Regions from separate parts of the Mus musculus genome. Here all the other regions are linked to region 2. Evidence: chromatin loops called from intact Hi-C (ENCODE). Cell type or tissue: left cerebral cortex. All regions are shown on one strand.

Region 1 (8,000 bases), 110 kb after region 2:
TCCTAGCCCAATGTTTGGGTTAGTCTGGTGGAGAATACTGTAAGAAGACATGAGAGTTGAAGTGGTATTGGGTTTCTCCCTGACTTCTGCTCTCCTTATAGAGCCTAGTGAATTGGCCAGGGGCTCCTGCTAGACTAAAGACACTGCCCTATAGCCCTTTCCCACAGCTCAGTCTCATTTCCCAGTCTCATTGGGTTCCAGAAAGTATTCCCCTCCTCTCTCCTTTAGGCCTGGAATGCTAATGACTACTCTGTGCTGCTAACGTCAGGGTGTGGTCCTTTAGGCTTTTAGCTCCAATGCACCTTTGCTAATAGTCTTTTCACTGAATTTCCCTTTTCTATTTTATCTAAATTACTACAGGCTTCCTGCTGACACCATGACCTACACAATTCTGAAGAGAATGACTTAATCTATTCACCTAGACTTTATATGGTATTATTATCTGAATAAATCGGGGTTCTCCAGAAATACAGACTCAGTAGATAGGAGAGGGGACTGAAGGGGAGGAGGAATAGAAAGAGAAAGGGAAGGAGAAGCAATATGGGACATATTAAAGGAAATGGCTTGTGTGACTATGGAGGCTGAGCATCCTACACAGTCCAGCTGGGCCCTGGGATGCAGGTCATGTCACTGTTGAACAGCTTCAGAATTGTGGAGGCTGAAGGAAGAGTTCCTATTGTGTTGTGAAGTAATAATTCCTTTTAATTAAAGCATCCCACCCTGGACCAAGGCTTATTAAAACTCAAGAAGTAAATAAAAGTAGGCTGGCAAAGTAAGCAACTCACAAGTCTCAGGAAGTTCCTGAAACAACCAAGATTCACAAGTTCTATCACCAAGGTTGTGTGAGCAATAAGAACTGCTGAGGAGGAAAGATTCTTTGGGCAGCCAAGGTGACTTTGAGTCTTGCCTGTAGGCCCAACAAAAGAGCATTTTTGAGTTATCACTCATGCTGCAGTGGGCTTTCAGTGATGCAGCTGATCTTGAGTCATCCATACTCTTCTATGTAACCCTTGATCTTTGTCCTCATAATTAGCCCCAGTAAGACCACTGGTTCAAGACTATGGATTCTAGTGGAGTCATTCATTTGATCTGCTATTGGAGACTGATCTGGGGTGAATAGATGTTAAGTCACATCTCCCCAAGTAAAGTCATACAACATGTAAGCCTGGATCTCTGGTGTCTAAGGTAGGAGAGTGCTTTAGAGAGCCAATCCCCTTCCTATGTGTGTGTTCCCTCTTGTCCCTTGCTGACTGGCTGGCACTCACCCACACTGAAGGTGTATCTTTCCCACTTAGTTCAGTGATTCATATGCCCAACCCTTGTAAACATACATTCACAGACACTTCCAGAGATGAATGCCACCAGTTCTCTGGGTATTCCACCCCTGGGTCCACTTGGCACCTGAAAGAAACCATCACACTATACAATCTGTGCTAGGCTTTGAGGGTGCCATTGTAGCAAGACCAGATATGCTCACTGCCTTGAAGCTTTGTGGGAGAGATGGGCATGTGTGCAACAGTTACTCAAGCAGAGAGAAATTTCGAATGAGGCAGACACAGGAGGGATGGCTCCATGTCAGGAAGGTTCCTGATGGGAGAGGGGCCTGTGCTGCAGGAAGAAGGGACATCATGGACAGAGGCACTGAGACTGTCCAAAAGTACTTCACACAAGGAACATAAAAAGAGATCACATGGAAGAGGCTGGAGAAATGGAAGGGGTGGTTGTGGTATGCAGGGAGTAGACCAGGCCTATACAGCTTTAGCAAACACTTTATCCTAATGAAGGACATGGACAGCCATTGGGCTCATGCCTTCTGAGACCCACGTCCTTCCTTTTAAGTGTGGAGACCTTCTGACTTAATTCTGATTAATGGAATCCAGCAACAGTGATGGGTGACCCTTTTGACTCTGCATTTCACAAGTGGACCATGGCTTCTGTTGGGGGTGCTCTTCCATTCCTCCCCTCTTGCTGACCAGCTGCCACACTGAGAAAGCACTCAGGCAACAGAGGTGATGTCCTCTCTTACACCCAGGCCTAATGGCATCACGGTTGTGACCCTGGTGACCCACATTTATAAGCTGAGCTCCCCAGGGCTGTAGCAGCACCCTCTGTAATCAGACTGCCATCTCCTGAGAGATGGAAGCCATGGGCACTCACCAAGCCATGCCCAGCCAAGCTAGCCATGCCTAGGCCACTGTCTCATAGAAAGTGGTGATAAGAAATATTGTTTCTTTTGAGTTGTCAAATTTGAGAGTACCTCTTTAAAACACTTTTTATTGATTCTTTTTTTATTGATTTTTATTGATCCTTTGTACATGTTCACATCATGTACCCCAGTCCCTTCATATGCACCCTCCACCCTTGTATTCCCCACTAAATAAAACACAAGTACACACACACACCAAACAACAACCACAAAGCATAGAAAACATCTCCTCACAGAAGCTGTAGCGTATTACATTGTGTCCCACAGTATATCCCTCTGTCCCTCTGTCCACACATCTTCCCTTGTAAATGTTCATTGCAATGAGTTATTGGTCTGGTTTGAGGTCTCTGGCTTCTGTGATACCATCAATACTTGATCCTGTTGTTGCTCTGTGTCATGGAGATCCTGCAGCTTTGGATCAGCAGGACTGGCCCCCTCAAGTGTCCCAACAGCTCACAGATGACGTAGACTTTGGGGTGGGCCAACTCAAACCCTGGCTCTGGGCCTGGGTGGCAGCTGAGCTAGTTAGCTTGCCAACTCTGGGAGCAACATTTTATGCAAAGAATTATCCTGGAAAATAATGGAGACCATCAACTTAGAGGGCTAAAAGGTTTATTTGGGCCCAGAGTTTTACAGTTTCCACCTGTGACTGACTCAACTGTTTGGGATGGGGGGTGGGGGTGGGGGATGGGGTATATCATGGCAGGGAGCACTGGGCAAACACACTGTTCATCTTATGGAGGCTGGAAAGCGAAAAGAAAGACAGAAAGCATCTGGTATCCCCAAATCCCTCAAATTCCCAGGAGTACCCTTGGCTGGCAGCCAGGCCTGGAGCAAGTGCACCTGAAATCACAGTATGGCTAAGCATGGTACGTGCTCTGTAGGGGGAGAGCATGTTGTCCATTCAACAAATTGTGAGGCACCACTAAGTGCTAGTTACCTGGTCAGTGCTGACAGCATGCATTGAAAGACTTGTGCACCGCTTTGGAATGGGCAGTGCAATGAGTCTGGTTTGAAGTTCTGAAGGAGCAACAGAGGACATAAGGAGTGGGTGGCCTCCTCCCTGGTTGGCTTGTTAGGGTTTTACGTCACTGGGCCCTGTTGTTTCCCTAAGAGCCTGATAAAAAGATATGTAGGTTCACACCACCTTTCCAAAGTCCCTTTTTCACATACCCATATATGGTAAGGAACATAGACGATTTTTTTGGGTGTTTTTAAAGCTCTATAGAATTCCATGAACAGATGTGCCCTCCACCCAGCACCTCGTGATTCACTGTTAGATTGTTTATACCCACGTGCATTACGAACTGTTGTCATCACAAACACTCTACCCTATAAGTACCTAGAAGTGGGTCAAGCCATATCAGGATGTGTAACTTGGACCAAACTTGCCAACTACCATAGCAACAGTACTGTGGACCAGAAACCTCCCCGTTCAGGGGCCATGATTCATATAACAGTGTCTGCTGACCACTCCCTCTGCCCCCCAACCATCAACAGTGTTATAAAACCATTCTCATCTCTGCCAATCTGGTCAGTAAGAAATAGCAGCTCAGGGTGTCCTGGAGCCAGTCTGCTTCACTGTGTATGAGGCAGAGAATCTTTTGCCATGCTTCTATGATTCTGTTAGCACAGGTGTGCTTTTGATAGACAGATAGATGATAGATAGATAGATAGATAGATAGATAGATAGATAGATAGATAGATAATCAATAGACACACAAGTGCATAACACTCTTTTTGCCAAGTGCAGAACAGATTGTGGGGACCAGAGTGGATGCTGCAAGCCCAGATGAAGGGGGATGGGGGAGATAGCGGATGGCAGATGGACTGAGAGCTAAAGAAAGAGGCCTTTGTCAGCTGCCTGTGTGTGAGTGTGTGCGTGCTCTTAGCGGGAGGTCTGCTGAGGGAGCGGCCCTGCCAGGATTCCTCTCCATTCTCTGGCTTGTGCAGTGAGAGGGAAGATGGTGGCCTTCCTGGAGACAGGCAGAGCTGAAGGAGGGCCAGGTTGAGGAAGAGGGTGCTCCAATATGTTTCCATGGTTGCTATGAGAACCCTGAACTTGCATTTACTATATCCTGTGTCTTCCTCCTACACCTTAGTGGAGTTTCACATTTTAACACATGTTTGAGATTTAAGTTATTTCGAATACCAAGCCAGTATACCAGGCCATCTATAGTATGTGACTTGTGAGGGCTCATTTGCATAAGAAGGCAGTGAAGGAAGGTGGAGGATCACCAGAGGGACCTCTGGACCTAGATGCAATGCTGGAGTAACTCCTGCTAACTGAGGGTGCGGCGAGGCAGGCTACCTGGATTTTTTTTTTTTACTTCCATCTTTGCCCATTTGAGATATCTGAAGTTCTTCGATCTTCTTCTTCCGAGGTCCTTCTGAACCTCATAGTGTGTGTGACATTTGTGTTCTCTGGGTGACTGCGCCAGATTCCAGCTAAGTCCCAGAGTCTACTCTGCTTAGTGAGAAAAACAACTACAGGGAAGAAAGCATATCGGTCACAATGACATAGTATGTTTATCTACTGGAACAGCAGGCTCTCGCCTCCCAACAGCAGCTAAGTTAGATGTACCCGTCCATGTGTGGTATTTCCCAGGAACCCCACCCTTCTCCCCGTGCAACAGCTCAGATTACTGGCTGTGAGTACGATCCCCAAGTTGGCAAAGATCAGAGCATACACAATTTCCTGGCTTCAAATTTGCTTCAATTAACGCTTCAGAAATGAAAGACAAAAGGAGTGAACCGCATTTGGTTCCCCGCTCGCTCGGGGCCTCGGTCAGTGGGTTTCACACTGCTTCCCAATCCGCAGTGTGAGCATCGCCTCATAGCTGATGTCATGGACAAAATCCCAGGCCTCACCCCAGATCCACTAACCCAAAAATTCTCAGCGCAGTGCAGTCTTTAACTCGCCTACCAGCCCACCGGATGATTCTGGTACACACTTAGGACTAAGAAACGCTGGGCTTTAGAGCCACTGAGAACACTAGGCACATTCTATGGAGCGGATATTCCACACACGGAGGATAAGAAAGGCTGCTGAGGGACTAGATACTGCTGCCATAACCAAATAACGGAGACTCGGTATCTTAGAGAGGAAAACGGGCTCTCATTCCTCGTGGTTGTTGAACTCCAAGGAAGCAGTGTGACCCTCATAGCACATAGCACCACATGGAAGGGGCAGCAGGGAAGAGACTGAGATGCAGGACTAGAGAGGGAGTAGGAGACCAGGGAGGAGCCAGGCTCAGTCATAGCAGCCTGCTGTATGGAATTTCCTGAGACCCAGCCCACCTCAAGAGACTTGCCTCCATTCTCACACAAAGGCCCCACCACATTTCAGTACTATCCCACTGGGAACAAAACCTTCATCACATAAACCCTTGGGAGACAAACCACGGCAGGGCCATGGGAACACCCTGAGAAGAGAAGCCTGGTGGATACAGACACAACCCAACCAGATGAGAGCTCGAAGCTGACCACAGTTTGGTGATGAGACACACAGAGCTGGCAGCAGAAGCCTGGGACACAAGGTCTACAACAGGCAGCAGTATGGAGGACTTAGGACAGGAGAGAAAACCTCACAAAAGTGCTGGAATGAGCTCATGGGCCCAGCTAGAGTCCAGGACATTGAGCCTTCTCCCCACTCTGATCTGCATTGGCCTACAGCCCTGGGAGCTGGCCTATAGAACTTAACTTCTCTATGGAGTCATGATTCATCTACTATCAACACAACATTGTGTGTTCACGTAATAAAATCACTCCCTCCCTCAAGGGGACATCAGAGATATGGCAAATAAAATAGGTTAAAGGAAAGTAGTAAATTCATGCTTGAGACTAGTGATAAAAAACAGACTCCTGAGGCCAGGAGTGGTGACATGCGCCCTTGATTTTGGCGCTCAGGAGGCAGAGGCACGGGGATCTCTAAGTTTGAGGCCAAATATCTCTAAATTTTGAGTTTCAAGACATCCAGGGCTAGAGAGAGTGACCTTGTCTCAAGGAGAAGAGGAGGAGGAAGAAGAAGAGGAAGAAGAGGAGGAGGAAGAGTCCTCCTTGGACTTAAAATAGTAATTTTCTTCTTAAAGAAGAAGGAGGAGGAAGAGGAGGAAGAGGAGGAGGAGTAGGAGGAGGAAAAGCAGACATGGTGGTGAGATTGAGGCAGGAGGATAGTAGTGAGTTTAAGGCCACATAAAGAAACTCTCTCAAAAATACAAAACAAAGGTCTGAAGAGATAGTTAAGAGGTTAAGAACACTCGATGCTCTTGCAAAAGATCCCAAGTCTAATTCCCAGACCTCACGTCAGGCAGCTGACAAGCATCTATAACCCCAGAGCAAATGATCTGATGCCCTCTTCTGACCTCTCTGGGAAAGTGCACACACAAGATGCACATAAACTCAAAAAGGAATACTGGTGTCTCTTCTCTCTCTGTCTCTGTCTCTCTCTGTCTCTCTCTCTCTCTCAAAAGAAAAAAAAATAAAACAAAACAATAGACCAGACAGTGCCTATCAAAATCAACACAATTCACTTTCAGTTCAAAATACACTTCACAGCTCTTTCCAGGGCACCAAGGACACATAACACATAAACAAATTCTATGTTTTTAGAATTGGGTATTAAGTAATTGTCACATTATATAATTATTAAAGTTTTTAGTTAATGTAACTATTTGCAGATGATGTCTAGAATTAAAAGAAACATAGGTATAATCTATAAGGACCTGGAGAGATGGCTTCGAGGATAAGAGCACTGACTGCTCTTGCAGAGGATCCAGGATCAACCTCCAGCACCCACCTGGCAAATCACAAACACCCATGACCTCAGTCCCAGGGGATCCGATGGCCTCTTCTGGACTCCAAGGGTACTAGGCCATGGTGTGTTGACATATATGCAGACAAAGAACTCATTCATACAAATAAAATTCATTTTAAAATTTTTTAAGCAATACATGCTCTAATATTATTACTCATATTAGTAATATAAAGATAATGTTGTTAAAATTCAACCATATTTCTCTACATTAACAGAAACAATTAGGTAAAATTTTGCAATAATTCCTCTTTGTCTTAAAATGTTATTTTTATTTATTTTAATTAATTAATTTGTTTTACATTCTGACCACAGTTTCCCCTCCCTCCTCTCCTCTCAGTCAATGCCCCTAAACTACTCCTCTTCAGAAAAAGGGAGGCCTCCTGTAAATTTCAACCAGTCTTGGAACATCAAGTTACAGTAAAACTAGGTGCATCTTCTTCTGTTGAGCCTAGAAGAGGCAGCCTAATAGTGGGAAAGAGTCCCAAAGTCAGGCAACAGAATCAGAGACCGGCCTTGCTCCCACTAATAGTAGTGCCACATGAAGATCAAGTTACACAACTGTCACATATGTGCAGAGGGCTTAGGTACGTCCCGGGCATGCTTTCTAGAAGGCAGTTCAGTCTCCCTGAGCCCCTGTGGGCCCTGATTAGTTGGTAATATAGGTTTTCTTGTGGTGTCCTTGACCTCTCTGATAGGTTTCACCATCAGTTTCTATCAGTTTCTGGGTGAAGCTGAAGAATAAAAAATAAAATAAAATAATGACTGCCCTGAGAACATGGGCCCCAGCCCCCAGCCAGATGGCCTAATTCCCCAGAACTTTTGGGAAAAACAGCCACAGAATGTTTCAATGTCCCAGGTGCCTTGAAATAAATATCCGCCCCTAGACTTCCCCTATTTCCTCTCCGATCCTCCCACTAGGTTGTGTTTTTTGCCTTTATAAGCCTGCTGGAAAATAGGGTCGTGGTCGGACTCCTCTAC
Region 2 (8,000 bases):
GCTCCTATCCTGATTCCCTCTGTTCTCCATAGAGGTGAGCTGTCCCTCCTGACAGGCCTTGTCAGGAATCTGTCCTGTGCTGAGAGAAGGCACAGCCAATGAACTCCAGTCACACCCTCTAGGTTGGCCTTCAATTTCTAGCCGTCCAGCTGAATCTAGTTGACAACTCAGAACTTCAGTCTGGGCTGACTTTAATTTCTATTGCCATGACTAAATATCTGGTGCTAGGTAACTTAAAAAGAATAGAGCTTTCTTTATTTGCCTCACTGTTCTGGAGACCAGGAAGAATGTGGCGCTGGCATCTGATGAGGGCCTGCTTGCTGTATTGTAATGTGGCAGAGGTGCACTGTTTGGGGAGATGGTGTGCAGGGTTGGGTCTCTCTTCCTCTTCATACAAATGCAAAACGGGCACAAACCCTGATGACCTCATCTAATCCTCAAAGCCATCTACATGTGACTTTGTGGGTAATGTTCCCATTCAAGCCGTAGCCACCTTCCTGGCCTGTTTTTCCTCCTTGGCCCCCATGGCTCAGCCCTGTCTGATGGCCTCTGCCCATGCCCACAGTGGCTCACTAGCAGGTCCTGCTTAGCCTATCAGGCTGTCCTATCCTGTGACGGATGACCTGGCTATCCCTAGAAACCCAGGACAACTGATCAGCCCTTTCTGGACCCCAAGATTCAGGCTCAGTATTCCAATCACACCTGACTGGACTAGTTCATGTTACCATCTGGGCAGGGCTGGACACAACAGCAGGGAGACGTAGGCTAGAGAGGGCTAGGGACAAATGCACCAGGTGGCAGGAGCCTGGGGCCAGGCCACTTCCAGGCTCCTGACCTCTTTAGGGACATCTGTGCTCCAGGGACTGTCAGCAATACACGACAATTTAAAGAAACATGACACCGCAAAAACAAGTCTTGTCTCATCCTGATTCACCCTGTGGGCAAGAGGAAAATGCTTCTTTGTTTCCTTTGTAATAATGGTCACAAGGGTGATGTGTATAACACCTTGCTGTATCCTAGAGGTCCAACAATAGGACCCTCACTTCCCAATCAGGCTCTGGTTAAGTAACAGAGCAGGTATCATGTAGCCTCTGGACCCCTGGAGTGCTGATTCTAGGGTGCCTGACCACTTATGCTCAGCACCTCAGAAAAGAGAAGAAACAGAAAGAGAGGTGGCAGGCAACAGGCAGGCTCACTCTAGCAGAGCATGTAGGGAGGTGTTTCTGGGGGGCTGGTGCAACAGGACTGCAGCCATCTCTGTCTGTTCCCTAGGAACAGAATGTGGTTAGGCTGACAACACAGCCTCCATTCAGTCAGTGGAGTGTGGCAGCTTCTAACCAAAAGGACAGAAGTATTGTGTGTATGCGCAACAGTAAACGTGTTCCTCTGCTGCTGGGCAGTGGGGCTGGGCCCTGACTCTGCTGTTGTGAATTATGAATCCATAACCCAGGCTATGCAAATGTCTCTGAGATGTGCTAACCCAAAGTCTCTCAGGGGGACACAGAGAGAAACAACTGGGTTGAGTGGCAGTTCTATTTTTAGTCCTCTAAGGACCCTGTATAATGACTTTAATAGCAGCTATACCAACTTTCCAGGAAGAATAGAATTGTCTCTAGAAAATGGACACATCTAGAGATGATCATATTAATCAAAATAAGGCAGACTTGGAATGAATACGTATGTATGTCTTCATGGGGGCAGGATTATTTGCTTTAAGGGTGTCTTGGTGCATCTAAAATATTCGTTTTATTTATACCAGAGACTTGGAACTCTTATGAAGAAGAAGAAGAAGAAGAAGAAGAAGAAGAAGAAGAAGAAGAAGAAGAAGAAGAAGAAGAAGAAGAAGAAGAAAAAAAGGTCAATTTAGTTCATAGTTTATTGTTAGTCTAAAACCAGTCAGTCCATTGGTCCAGCCTCTGGAGAAAGTGTGGGGGGTGGGGGGGGAAGGAAGGTTCACATGACGAGGAAGGATGTTGGGAAGTTGGGACTGCATGTTCTCTCGGGATACAGAGGCTGGCCAGTTTGGAAAAGCTCCAAGGGAAACGGACCCATCTGCCGGTAGCTGCATCCTGGAGCCCACTGTAAGTATAGACAACTGGGGATAAGTGTGAACACAGTCTCGGGGACCACCCCACCTACACCCACCATGTCCTGTGCCAAAGACTGTCACCCTCATCCCTTATCAGCGGTGCAGATGATCCGTGGCTTTTTTCCTGGGACTTGACAGTCCCCGCCCCTGCTGTTTAGAGACTTTGCTTTTTAACTTCGGCTACTCACAGTCGGCTGCCATCTGAAAATACCAATTGGGAGATTCCAGAAGCGAACACTTAGAGATTATGAATGAACTATAGTAATGATTGGTTATTCGTTATCGTTAGTCTCCCACTGTGCCTAATGTGTACCTCACTCCGAAGATGTGCAGGTAGCACTGTCAGTGGCCTCAGGTACCCGCAGATCACCCTGGGTGCTAAGGATGAGCAAGCGCTGACTGCTAACCAGGGAAAGGAGGCTGGATTCCATGGCTGCCTCCTACTGCTATGCTGAGACCTGGGAGTCAGGCAGGGAAGGGCCAGCTGCTTCAGACCTGTCCCAGAAGCCCCTTTGCCAGCACAGAAACTCTCCCACGGAGACTTCCTCTATGTGAGCATCTGTGCATTTAAACACAACTTCCCAAAATACATACTTGCAATGATGCAAATAAGATTCCAAATACATAGAGCTAAGAGTGATGCCGTTATTTTAAATTGCTGTTAATTCCAACAGAAATAAAAACGTTCGCATCCCTGAGCCAGATGCAGGCAACACCCTGGTTAACCCACAGACACTCTGCTGAACTGAAAGAACCCTCCGGGCCCACCGAGGAGGAACGGCTCCTGAGCCTAGCAAGCCCAGCAGTGAATCTAGAAGTGACATTTTGTGCCACCTCCACAAAGTGATGCTAGGCTGCCTCTCCAGCCACATGCTGAGAGAGAGAAAGCCATCCCAGAAGGGCTGGTGACTACAGCTTTCAATAGTGATAAAATGAGGTTCTAGACGTGGGACAGGAATGCCAGGTCACCCTATGAGCCCTTCCCCAGAGAAATAAGGGACAGGTTGTAGATGTGCATAACCTCCCATTTGTGGGCCTCCTTGGGGACTAGGAGTTACAGAATAGACAGCTCAGACAGTTCTCCTGGGAGGCCATGTGGTGGGACACAGTGGTCAGTGTGGCCCATGATGATAACCTGGCCAGCAGAGGCAATAAGCACCAAAGAGCCTGCATTCCCAATGTCCTGGTCCAGAGACTTGCAAGGAGATAGGTGGCCCAGGGGGGGAGACAGGGGCTTTGCTTTGCCTCCTGAGTCAGACTTCTAGAGGTACCTGACAATTGCTAAGTCCCCAGTGTCTCATGGGCCACTCCTAAACCTCTAGAGAGGTAGCACCCAGCCATATCCTGCATGGTTAAAGAGCCCCTGTCTAGAAAGACTGTGGACACAGAGTTCTTCTAAGCATCTCAAAAAGCCAGCCAAGAGGCTTCCGAGGGATCTAGGGGGGACACAGCAAGCATGAATATCAGGCTCAATATGTTCTCAGCAGGATCATCTCTAGGGTGTCTCCCCCAAAAGAAGCAAGAATTAAACACCTGCTGGATACTAAAAATAACAGCATGGACATCAGGAGCCAGACTGCCTTTTCTACAGATACCACACCCTCAGCCTCATCTATAAGCAAGATCAGGTGCAGGTCTGATGACAAGAAGGGATACAGTTAAGGAGGGGAGGGACACACACACACACACACACACACACACACACACACACACACACTGCTTTCCAGGACAAAGCAGGCTCTAGCTAGGGAGGAGACTTGGGGTCTCTGCAATCATCTACCATACCACTGGACACCATTTCCCTGAGCTGGAAGAAGCTAAGACTCTCATTTCATACCAGAAAGCTCCAAAACCCATCTGACTTCCCTAGTCGGGGATGTGTGTGCCTACAGGGCATGTGTCGAGACACTGTGGGGTGGGGATGCTGCTTGAGGCTCCTTTAGTATCCAGCATAGTGGATAATAAATGTGACACAATAGAAGGTGCAAAACAGCATCAGATAATGACAGCCATGGCCCTGGGGAAGCACTAGCAGGAGACACTAATGCTTCCCCAATAAAGCTCTCAACCTGGCATCCACTAGCACAAAACTCCACATAGGCAAGGTATTCACAGGGACTGACCCAGTCCTGGCCAGAAGCACAGAGCTCTCCCTAGTCTCTGCCACTGGCTGAGCAGGATACAGGGATCTGCGGGAGGATGCTGCTGAAGCCCAGAGGTCCCTGCATTGGAGCTGGGCAACAGGCAGGGGCATGGCCCACATAGGCAGAAGGGCTGGCCTCATGCTCCGGTTTCCTGTGCTCAGGGACGGCAGCTGTGCTCCTCAGCCACGGTGGGCGGCAGAGCCACACTTCCTTGGTGTGATCTGGACTTTAGGGAGATGTCCTTCCTCCTCTCTCTGTGGAACTGGGAAAAATAATTAAGAGGAGAGCAGATGGCAAGCACTTCAAATCTGTTTGTGAGAACTAAATCAACAAGATGTGGGAATCTGGGAGAGCTTGCTTCTCTGGATGAGTGGGCACCCCACGCTCCAATCCCCAAAGCAAGGCAGTGGGACTGTGGACAGGGTGGGCGGGAGCATACAGTGAGAGGGTAAGAGCCCAAAATCCAGAAGCAACCATAGAAAAGCCACCTTCTCCTATGGCAACCAGGCTGCCTGGAAGGCTACAGAGGGACCCTGGCTTCAGCACCACCACAGGGCACACAGATCAACGTGCCTAGTGAGAAGCCAGCTACTATAGCCCTGCATCTGGAATGGTGATTGTAGGCTAATTCTTCTCCTCCCTGAGACCGGCTGAGAACCTCTGAGAACCTCTCACCCACAGGCTCTCTTAGTACCTGGGAGTGTGTACTTTATAGAAAAAGGAGGTTTATTAAGATCGTAAGTTTAGAAGCATAAAGTCCATGGCTGGGGGATCTATCTTCCAACCTCAGATAAGTACACCACTGACAGCATCAGAACAAGGTAGAGCAAAGGAAAGAGCTGCATGCAGATGAGGCCACACATATCAGGTAGTTACTTTACAGCAGCCACTGTCACAAGAACTATGTAGAGTACCATGAAAATGACATTAATACCTTCTAAGCACATGTTCCAATTATGTGATATCCTCCCAGTAAGCCCCACCTCTTAAGTTCCACCATCTCTCACTGAAGCAACCAGCATTCGCTCAGGATAACCCAAGACCAAGTTCTTGGCAAAAAGGAATTTATTTTCTCCAGAGGGACAGAGAGCAGGGAATAAGAGAGGAAGATGGGAGATAGAGGATGAGAGAGAAGGGGAAGGGAATAAGGGAGAGGGGAAAGAGTGTTTGTCCAGGGTGGGGACAAAGGACTCCCTCTGGATAGAGAGGAGAAAGAGGTGGCGCATAGGCAAATGACAGTTTATAAAAGCAAATTGGGAAGCCCCGTGTTAGAATGAGATGTTTAATTTTGATTCTGCATGTTAATTAGGTGAGTCAAAGGGGGCTTTTGATTGCTGGACTACAATACTTTGATAGCTGACCTTGGTAGTCAGCCTCAGGAGGAGGGAATTGCCAAATAAGGAATGGACCTTAGTGGCTAGCTTTAGAAATGTAATTTAATGGTTTTTTGCAAGGCAGAGGAAATGGGATGAAGGGCAAGGCCTGCCAGAGCCATGCTTGCCATGTTCAGGCTGGCTAGAGTCCCTCCCCTCATAGACATCAGACTGAGGCTCAGTCATCCAACACATGAATTCCAAAGAGAAACCATACTGGAAACACCGAGCAGTCAAGTTCACCAAAGCCATCAACCACAGGAGAAACCCTCCAATTAGCAGACCACGAGTCTTGGACCTGTTGGTTGGCACTCAGGGTACTTTCATCGAGAGCTTGTCAGACCCTCATATAAATGTACAGATAAGAGCCAATCTTCAGTGGAAATTCTGTGCTCTGGAACTCGTTTGGGAATAGGTGACAAGACAGAAAATGGAGTCAAGTAAAGAACACAGATCCACATCTAGAGACTACCATATCCAGGGATCCATCCCATAATCAGCCTCCAAACGCTGACACCATTGCATACACTAGCAAGATTTTGCTGAAAGGACCCTGATATAGTTGTCTCTTGTGAGACTATGCCAGGGCCTAGCAAACACAGATGTGGATGCTCACAGTCAGCCATTGGATGGATCACAGGGCCCCCAATGGAGGAGCTAGAGAAAGTACCCAAGGAGCTAAAGGGATCTGCAACCCTATAGTTGGAACAACAATATGAACTAACCAGTACCTCCGGAGCTCGTGTCTCTAGCTGCATATGTATCAAAAGATGGCCTAGTCGGCCATCAGTGGAAAGAGAGGCCCATTGGTCGTGCAAACTTTATATGCCTCAGTACAGGGGAATGCCAGGGCCAAGAAGTGGGAGTGGGTGGGTAGGGGAGTGGGGGGGAGGGTATGGGGGACTTTTGGGATAGCATTGGAAATGTAAATGAGGAAAATACCTAATAAAAAATTTTAAAAAAAAGAACACAGCTCCAGAAAAAAAAAGTCAGGAAAATTAGAGAAGGGTCCCCAACATGTAAAGAGCCATAAGTCACCCCATCTTCAGAGGGGAATCAGCCAGCTGTGATCTGAAAATCAATGAACTTTCTTAGACCTATCAGTGAACTTCGGCTGCAAATGCCTCCCTTCCCCAGGATGTGAAGAGACAGGTGAACTCAGAGCCCCCTGGTCACATGGAGCGGAAGACTCCTGCGACCAAAAAAAAAAAACAAGTCCTAGGGTCCAAATGTTACCCCCAGGCCCTCACTAGGTTCTCCTTGAGAGGAGCCAAGGTAGAGAGTGGGAAAAACTCCTCCTTTCAGAACTGGAGGGGTGGGGGGTGGAAACCCTTAGTCTTCCTGCCTCGCCGTAAACAGGTGCTTCCCAGGAAGGGCTGGCTTATGACTTTTCTACTTCCCAGTGCCAAAACAGACCCTGTTTCCCACTTCCAGAATAGTGTTCCTCAAACCCCATGGCCTTCAACACTTGGCAGTGAAACTGTTTTTGTGTGAGATGGTTTTCCAGCCATCAGGTAATCTCTACTCAACGTTCATGAAGTTGGGGTCTATTACAGGCATCAGACAGCATGCTCTCCGATCCCAACAGTGCCACCAGGGCTAGCCCACGGTAAACAGAGAAGAAGCCTCTACACAAGAAGAAATGTGTGAAGGAGACAGCCGAGGGGCACAGCCCACTGGAAGCCTGGGATGAAACCAGAGGACGACAGAAAGCTTTCCTCCCACACCTTCCACCACCGCCAGGCTCCAACACCACAGCCACAAAGAACCACAGCTGCTGATTTCTAACAGGAATCACTGAGCGTGTCTGGCACAGCCAGAAACTCACAACAGCAGAACACTAACTGGAAGTCTCCAGAGACCGTGAGGGGCAGCAAGGAGGGAGGAGTCTCTGCTTGAGGGCAGTAAGTGTCTCCTTCCTGGCACAACCAGAGAGAAAAGAAGGCCACAACACCAAGAACAGGATGGATGCTGTAAACCGTGAATGGTTGAACTGAGGAATGGGTACAAATTAAAAAGCTCAGTACAGGTTTATTTAGAGCTTGGGTCTGGAAGGCCCTCAGATCACACACTGACCTCTTTGTACTAGTAGGGCATGGTACAAGCTTCAGGAGCTGGGGCCTCGTTGGAGACAGCAGGTCATTGGCAGCATGCCCTTAAAGGTTACACTGGTTCCCTGTGGCCTCTCTCTCTCTGTTGTTCCCTCCCTCCCTCCACCCCCTCAGCTGCCATCACCAGAGCAGCTCTTTGCCATGATGCTCCACCTCCCCATAGGCTCACAGACAATGGAGCCAGCTAACCATGGTCTGAAACCTCTGACAGCATAAGCCAAGATAAATCTTTACTCACTTAAGTACTGTCTTCCAGTTTTCTGGCACAGCAACGCAAAGCTAA
Region 3 (8,000 bases), 65 kb before region 2:
TGAAGAGTCAGTAAAAGAAGAGAAAGGATTCCCTCACTTTCTCTGTCAGGGGTCTCTGCCCTCCCTCCTGGCCATGAGGTTCATTAGACAACAGGAAGGAGGACCAGGCCCCTCAACTTCCCTAAACAGAGACTGCTTTACAAGTAAAAGCTAAGGAGGAAAACCCAACAGACCTGGGTTGGATCCAAAAGGAAAGCTTGGTTTATCTGTCCTCAGAATTGACTCTAATCCCCTTCTCCATATGCTACAGCTAAAACAGGATGAAAATACAAAGGATTTTCTTGTTTTGTGTGGTGTGTGTGTGTGTGTACACATGTGTGGATGCCTATGAAGGTCAAAATCCAACATCACGCGACTTCCTCCTCAGTCTTTCTCCTTATTTTTAAGACAGTCTCTCTGAACCCAGAGCTCACTAACTGGCTAATCCGTATCCTCAGGTATCCATCCGTCCTGCAGTCTCTGCCCACTGAGAGCTGAGGTTACAGACCCAGGCCCCTGCACCCGGAGTTTTACATGCATACCTGAGGGTCCAAACTCAGGTCCTCCTCTTTGCAGGGTAAACACATTACTCATTGAGCTACCTCTCCAGCTCTTCTGCTCCCCTTTAAAAGGCCACCTCCTGAGTCCTTCCAAGACAGAAAACCCAGGGCAGAGGCTCCCTAGGCAGCTGCAGTAGAAAGGTAACTTTCCTCTTACCTGCTGAGAGGTCTGAGGTCAGAGAGCTCAGCTGCATTCACTGGGGAGAAAGAAATGAGTCTTTTCTACAGGCACAAGCAAACAATGGGTTCTACTCTGGACTTGCACGATCACATTTCCAACAAAGCCAGTCACTCTCGGTTCCCTGGGCAGACATTCTTAGTGGCAGGTCCTCCCAGCACTGGAGAATCTCATCTGTCCCAGCCTAGCCCATGCGAACGCCTCCAGTCCAGAGGAACAAACCTGACTAGAATCCTCTAACAGACTGGTAAGGGATCTGCAGACCCTTCACCTCTGTGTCCTTGCTGGAGTGTCAGGGGTCTGGCATTCACATAGCTACACAGGTCCTTCCCAACGGTCTGGTGTATGTGTAACACTTCAGTGCCTTACAGGTTCTGGCTCTCTGGGGAGGCCTCTTTGTGGGGGACACAGATGAGGCATTTCAACCACATACCCACTTCCTAGAGTGCAGTCAGTATGGGCTGCTTGCTTCCTGTGTGAGCATCAACAGAGGCCTGCACAACCTGTGCACGGCTGTGGAGGAGAGTGACTATTGAGACTGTGGAGATAGGTCAGTTAGCACAGTGTTTACTGAGAGCCAGACCCCTCCACCACCCCACCCCCAACACACACACAAAGAGAAGCCAACCAATGTGGTTTGTACTTGTAATCCCAGAGCTGAGGAGGTAGAGATAAAAAGATCCCTGGAACGCACTGGTGAGCCCTATGCGGGGCCAACTGAGAGACCTTATTTCAAAAGGCACGTTAGGTCTCACCTATGGAATGACACCCAACGTTAACCTTTGACCTACACACACACACACACACACACACACACACACACACCAATGAGGAAGGTACAAGAGGGGGGAGAATACAATGCACGCATATTAACAAACACATTAGGAAAATAAGGCAGAAGAGAAAAAAAAAAGCTGTTTGAAAGGCAGTTGGGTAAGTGACAGCCAGCAAAACCCCCAGACCAGCACCTTAAGCCACATTCACATCAAATAAATGCCCTGGGACACAGTGCGAGCTTGCCACCCAGGATCCTTCAAAATCAATTAATGAATGAGTTGGTGCATAGCATACTTGGTACAGTCCCGTGGGCAAAACACTTCACTTGCCCACGGGGAACTAGCACCACTGCTCCGGAGCAGTAGATAAGAGGTAGCTTTGTCCCAAGCCAGTCAGCCAGTGCTGAGACCCGAGGACAGCTTGTCCCTTATGACACTGTCAGAGTTTAGTTTGTGCTGTGAGATATTTAGAGATGAGAACTTATTCTGGCCATGGTGCTTGGGGGGACAATGGGGTGGGGAGGGAACTTTGGGAGATAATCAGGATAGGACCAGCCATCTTGAGCTCCCACAACTCACACTGGTGGCTTTACCAGAAGAGGGAGAGAAATCTGAACACACAAGCAACTTGCTCTTTTGCTCACCACTTGAGGCCGCACACTCACCCCTGGGCGCTGCCAGAAGAATGGCCATCCCAATATGCAGCTCTTAACTCTGGATCTCCAGAACCAAGAACCAAAATAAAGCATCTTTCCCCAAAAAAAGTACCCATCCAGAGTTGACTACTAGAATAGCAGAAAATGGAGTAATGCAGGAAGAGAGATCTGGGAAACCAGGATCCCCATCCCACCATACATATAGGTTACACCCCTCCCCTTAAGGATGTGTCTCAGCCTCTATTCCAGATCATCTGGCATCATCCCAATTCACTGTGGGCCTGTGGAGGTCCTTGTGTGCATTGGGTCTAAGACTCTCCTACCTGCTCCTGAACAGGGACACCTGGGAGAAGCCCAGGAGTTGTCTAGGGACTCGCATGCCTGCCCTCAGAGAACTGCTGCTGCCTCCTTCCCTGGAGAGCCCCTCTCTACAAGCTCTCTCTCCTCTGAGGCCCCTGAAAAGGACAGAGTCTCATTCATCTGGAACAGCGCATCCCCCGCCTGCTCCACATAGAGTCCCCAAGAAAGCACAAAATCCTCCAGCCTGGAAACAGTGGGGTGTGTTATACCTTACACAAATACTTCTCCGTGCGAGGAAACAGGCCCACATCTGAACTCAATTTAGAAGCAGGCTTTAAGTGCCTATTTATAGGCTCCACGCAGCCATCCCTGGTGGATGTGGAGTCAGGGCTCCTGTCCACTCTGATGCGATTCATTTGCATTCTTTTCATGTTTATCTTCTCCAGTTTCCCCACAGCCTTTTAATTCAAATGCAAGGTCACCTACCACATCACCACCAGGTTCTTGCACCCTCTCCCAGACCTTCATGGGAGCAGGGGAAGGCCCTTGAAGGCCAGAAGAGTCGGTAGCCATCCCTCTAGGATTAGAAAACAAAACAAAACAAAAAAAACATTTCTGGCCCCTGCTAATAGCTAAAAGGGACAGAGAAAGAAATATAGCATGCCTGCTGGGTTACCTGGGCTTCTCTGCACATCTACCGTGTCCAGCCATTCCTATCACTGCCAAACTCTATTCTGCTCCTTTCTCCCTCCCCAGGAGTGGGCATGGCAGGCCTCCCTAGCCATCTGTGATTAGACAGCGCCTGTTCCTCCACTCCACAGCCATCATCAGAATCGTTTCCTAGCCCTCGACATCCTCAGACTGGAAGACTCCCCAGAGGGCCAGGACGCCTTGCACTCCAGATCCATCTACTCACAGGCTTTGGTTTTGGATGGAGGTGGGAGATGGTTGACCCCGCAGCTCAGCTTTCCAAGAAAGACATGCAAATTCAAACCAAAGGATTCTTCCTTCTCCCTGACTACCTTAGGATCCTCCAGGGTACAGGGCCTCCCACCCTACCTTGGGAGCCACCACAGAAGCAAAGGCACTCTAGGCTATTGCTGTGTCCACAGAGGGAATGAGACACAGACGGTACATCCAATGAATAGCTTTCAGCTATCTGATGTCATATACCACTCCTGAGAACCAGCTTCTCACAGGAAGATAACCGTTATGATTGCTGGCAATCAGGTCCCAGAACTCATTAACTTCCTCATAGGACACCACTTCAACTGCTGCCATTGGTCCTGTGCTTTTCAACATGCAAGGCTCTGGGAATGAGCTCATCCGTGGTCAAACTTAGCATTTCAGACGCTTGTTTCCAGGCATTCCAGGAGGAAAGATTCCTTAGAGGGACGACTCGGAATTCACTGGTTACTTTTGATGGCTAATGGGAGATCCCAAATCATGTGTGTGTGTGTGTGTGTGTGTGTGTGTGTGTGTAAGAGAGAGATAGAGATGTGAGTATACACACACATAAATAAATACACACATATATATACACATACAAATATATACATATATTATATATAAATATATAATTATATAAACATACTCATATAAATAAATATATAGTTATATAAATACATAAGTATATACACAAACATTATATAGTATATAAATATGCTATATATAATAGATAAATATTATGTATTTATATATATATATATATATATATATATACATATATATATATATACACATACACACACACACACAGACACATACATACACACTCAGCAGAACCCCACTCCCACCCCTGTCGGGACAACTCATTGAACTATCCATCTAAAGCCAAGGTCCCCAGGGAAAGAGCCTGGGGATGGCACAGGCACATCAAAAGCAACCTAGAAACCATTTTCTTAAGAAATTTAAGGCAACTGTTACAGCTTCATAAAGTCCCAGATCTGCAAGGGGTGAGGAGCCAAGAAGATGGAGAAATGAACATATCCAACTCACTGGAGAATTCTGATCTTATCCAACCACACTGGAATCACCGTTAGCACAGCAGAGGACTGGGTGGCTGCCTCTAATACCACAGAGCTATATATTAATGTCTGTGTGCTGACTGGGAAACTCCACATTGTAAAGGGCTAGATGCTGGGCTCAGTCTGGGGAAGTCTGTAACTCTATGTTGGAGATGGAGGGAGAGCACACCGTGAAGTGGGAATAATAACCCTGCAGACATCTGTGAACAGGACCTGGCCACATACTGCAGAGGCCCTGGGATGGCTCAAGGAGGCCCTGACAGAAGGGCTGACCTACATCTAGAAGCATCAAAGGCAAAGGATTCCTCCTGTAACCCCATGACATAGCCTGGCACCAAACTTGTGTCTGCACACACAGGACTGTTGGTTGGGTAACCGTTGCTTGCCCTGGGACTGCCTCACTGAGAGAAGCAGGCACTGCACAGGTAGGCTACAAAATAGATGGCCTCCTGGCACCGGGTACTGGAGACCCCCCCCCCCCATCCAATCTTCCCTGGAGAGAACACATGGAGATGGCTTACATCTCCACAGATGGAGCAGAGCCCATACATTACCCAGGATGGGGGAATGAGACTTCTTGGGATAAGAAAATGGATGTTCCCCAGACCAAGAGCACACGTTGGCTGCCGCTAACTGATGTGATACATAGAGACTGTGTTCAGGTGAACAGAACAAGTATCTTCCAGGACAAAGAAGGAAAGAAGCCCAGAGGCATAACTCTAAGAGCTGGTCTTAGCAGTGTTTCTGTGAGCAAAGAGAGACTGAGCTCAAAAAGGGTCACCAGGTCCTCAGAGCCAGTAGGAAGGAGAGATGGTCACAGTGGAGGCCCAGGTACTGTTTATAAGTAAGATACTAAGATTCTAAATAGCCAAGTCCCTAAGCTGACTGCAAAGCAAAGTCTTCAATGCTAATAACACTATTTATAAAGATGAGAGTGTGTTATTTTCCTCCTGTGCAAGCTGCATCTTCAGAATAAAAAAGCTCAAATCTCCAGACTCTTATTTGTGCAAATGTTTTGGGAACAAGCTGGATTTAAAGTGGGTCTTTGATGATCTCAAAGTTTCAAAAACAACTGCTTGTTACAGCAGGTGCTTCCGACTAACGCTACTGGAGAGACTTAAAAATAACATGCAAACTGTTATTACTAAGATGGGTACAAACCCCAGACTTGGAAAGATATCATTCAGAATCTAGAGGTGATGGGTCGCGGCAACGAGTATCATTGGGCTCTCAGCCTCTCACTTCCGGCCCCAGCTCTGAAGCAGAGACTGTGTGGGACACTCAGTGATATCACAGTATCCATGTGATGTAAAACGGCACATACCTGACACGAGGCGTAGATCACCTTAGTGTCTGTAAGTAGGGTCTGCACAACCCTTCTCAGAACATGTCCTGACTGAGACATGACTACAAACCTGGCTACTTTATTAACAGGTCTTCTGCAACTAGTGGTTGCCGGCCTCAGCAGTACTTTGCACATCAGTAACTCTGCCCTTACATAGCCTACGCCATCACAGGACCAAGCACAGTTCTCTGTACCCTTCTTGGCAGGCCTGCCTTCCCTATAATCTCTGACATATTTTCCCAATGATTCTCCACATTAAACCCGTCCTGTTTTCTGGAGTCTGGCCAGAGGACAGTGCAGCAGGTATTAAAAAAAAACTGGGCCTCAGATGCCAAGAATGTGGATGTCACAGACCAACCGCAATGCCAGTGGGAGGCCAGGATGAAAGAGAACGGGGCAGCTTGCTGGCAGATCAGCACAGCTGCATCCAACCTCACAGTGCCCAGGACCACTGAGGGCTCCCCAGCCTCCTCAGCCACCCCAGTTGGTTTCCCTTCTCACTGTCATTTGTTTTCCAAAGCAAATGAAGCTTCTATTTTTGCTGTGGGGAGCCTGGTGCCTCCCAATTCCCAGGTGTCCCCTAGAGGATTTTGCTTTTGATTCAGGCAGCTTGGGGACTGAAGGGAGGGCTTTATAGAAGGCTGAGAGCCAAGCGCAGCAGGGCCTGCCAGCCCATCAAAGGATGACACAGAACCCACAGGGTGTGCACAGGGCAGCAATGCCCGTGTATAGGCTCCCATGTGACCTCAAAGGGCAAGGCTAGATGAAGCTCATCATCGTGTGCTAGGGTTCAGCTGTGTCCGCCACAGTTCACCCACAGGAGATCTAACCCAAATGCGAGTGCTGAGCTGCAGGACCTTTCAAAGGTATTTAGGTCAGGAGGTCTCTGTCCTCATGAATCCATTAATGTGGGTGGTTCATCTATCACAGGAGTGGGTTTCTGAGGGAAGATGAGCTCAGCCCTCTTCTCTTTCTCCTCCCTCTCAGTCTCCTTCTCTGTCTTCCCCTTTCATCTTCTGCCACAGGTGACACAGGTCTTATCAGACTCCAGTCCCTTCATATTGTTTTTCCCAGACTACAGAACTGTGAGCCACAGAAACATCTATTCTTTACAAGTTATCAAACCTGTGGAATTGTACAACCCCAGTAGAAGGGGGACAAAGATCTGCTTCATGGATACAAACCTCTTCCCCTTCTCAGCCCCATTCACAGAGGAGGAAACTGAGGCAGATGAATTAGCTCAGTCAAGGCCACAGAGGAAATACCGAGCCAAAGATCTGATCCTGGCAGGATGGCCCTCGAGTCCACACTCTCAGCCCTGTGCCACATTGAAAGCAGTTAAGAGAGAAAACATATCTGCAATACATAAGTCAAACAATAGATTAGGCTGACCACAAGAAAAGACAAAATGGGGCAAAGAGTAGGTCCAGCCATCCCAAAAGAACAAGTAGATAAAATCAATTAGAAATAAACATAAATATATGAAAGATGTACTGTCTCATTGGCAGGCAGGGAATAGAAATCAAAGCCACATGTGGTGTCTTGGTGACTTTCCTATTGCTGCATACATACCACAACCAACCAGTTTATAGAAGAAAGAGTTAACTGGGGGTTTGCAACTTTAGAGGGCAAACCCATGACCACCGTGGCAGGAGCATGGGAGCTGAGAGCTTGCTTCCTGATCCACAAACAGGAGCCAGATAGAGAGTATGTGAGAACTGAGTCTGGTGTGAGCTTTTGAAACCCCAAAGCCCAGTAATTGACACACCTTCTCCAACAAGGCCACACCCCCTAATCCTTCCCAAATTGTTCCATTAACTGTGGACAGAGCATTTGAATCTATGAGCCCGTGGAGGTCATTCTCATTCAACCCACCACAGGCAGAGCCTGCATTCAGACTAACAAACACTAAAAACAACCGGAATGCTGAGTGTTGTCAGGGAAAGAGCAGAGGGGAGCCTCACACGAACTGCAGAGGAAGCTGCTTGCTATACCCACCCAGTCCAGAAAGCAATTTGGCTACTTCTAGTAAAATTCAAGATTCACAGCCTCAACCCCACAGCAATTCCTTGTTAAGCACGCCTCATGAATCTGGCTCACGTTCACCAAGATACACACATAAATATCCATGACAGCCTTGTTTGTAACAGCCAGAGACTGGAAAGCAGCTGAACATCCA

Evidence for each region. Hi-C counts contacts between places; a loop is a spot of excess contacts. Peaks named below come from ENCODE experiments on the same cell type or tissue, not always from the same donor. Only the 100,000 strongest peaks of a DNase experiment are listed, where the experiment ranks them.
Region 1: it touches region 2 in a loop (2.7-fold over the local background); 2 of 42 quality-filtered maps call a loop at or near these places.
Region 3: a loop joins it to region 2, with 4 times the contacts of the local background. A loop is called at or near these places in 4 of 42 quality-filtered maps.

The regions. Positions count from the first base shown.
Region 1 is chr7:64,447,722-64,455,721 of GRCm38, reverse strand. No RefSeq gene overlaps it. Among named protein-coding and RNA genes, the nearest start is that of Apba2, 50 kb to the left of the region's middle. In left cerebral cortex, no CTCF peak of the experiment used is centred here; DNase peaks (open chromatin) are centred at 2,704, 3,409, 4,055 and 4,802; H3K27ac peaks cover 1,252 bases.
Region 2 is chr7:64,561,661-64,569,660 of GRCm38, reverse strand. All of the region lies in intron 2 of Apba2 (amyloid beta (A4) precursor protein-binding, family A, member 2), which reads right to left. Among named protein-coding and RNA genes, the nearest start is that of Apba2, 64 kb to the right of the region's middle. In left cerebral cortex, a CTCF peak has its summit at 7,387; DNase peaks (open chromatin) are centred at 2,632, 2,895, 4,582, 7,338 and 1 more place; H3K27ac peaks cover 6,234 bases.
Region 3 is chr7:64,626,615-64,634,614 of GRCm38, reverse strand. All of the region lies in intron 2 of Apba2 (amyloid beta (A4) precursor protein-binding, family A, member 2), which reads right to left. Among named protein-coding and RNA genes, the nearest start is that of Apba2, 130 kb to the right of the region's middle. In left cerebral cortex, no CTCF peak of the experiment used is centred here; DNase peaks (open chromatin) are centred at 2,712, 3,301, 3,646 and 7,914; H3K27ac peaks cover 6,110 bases.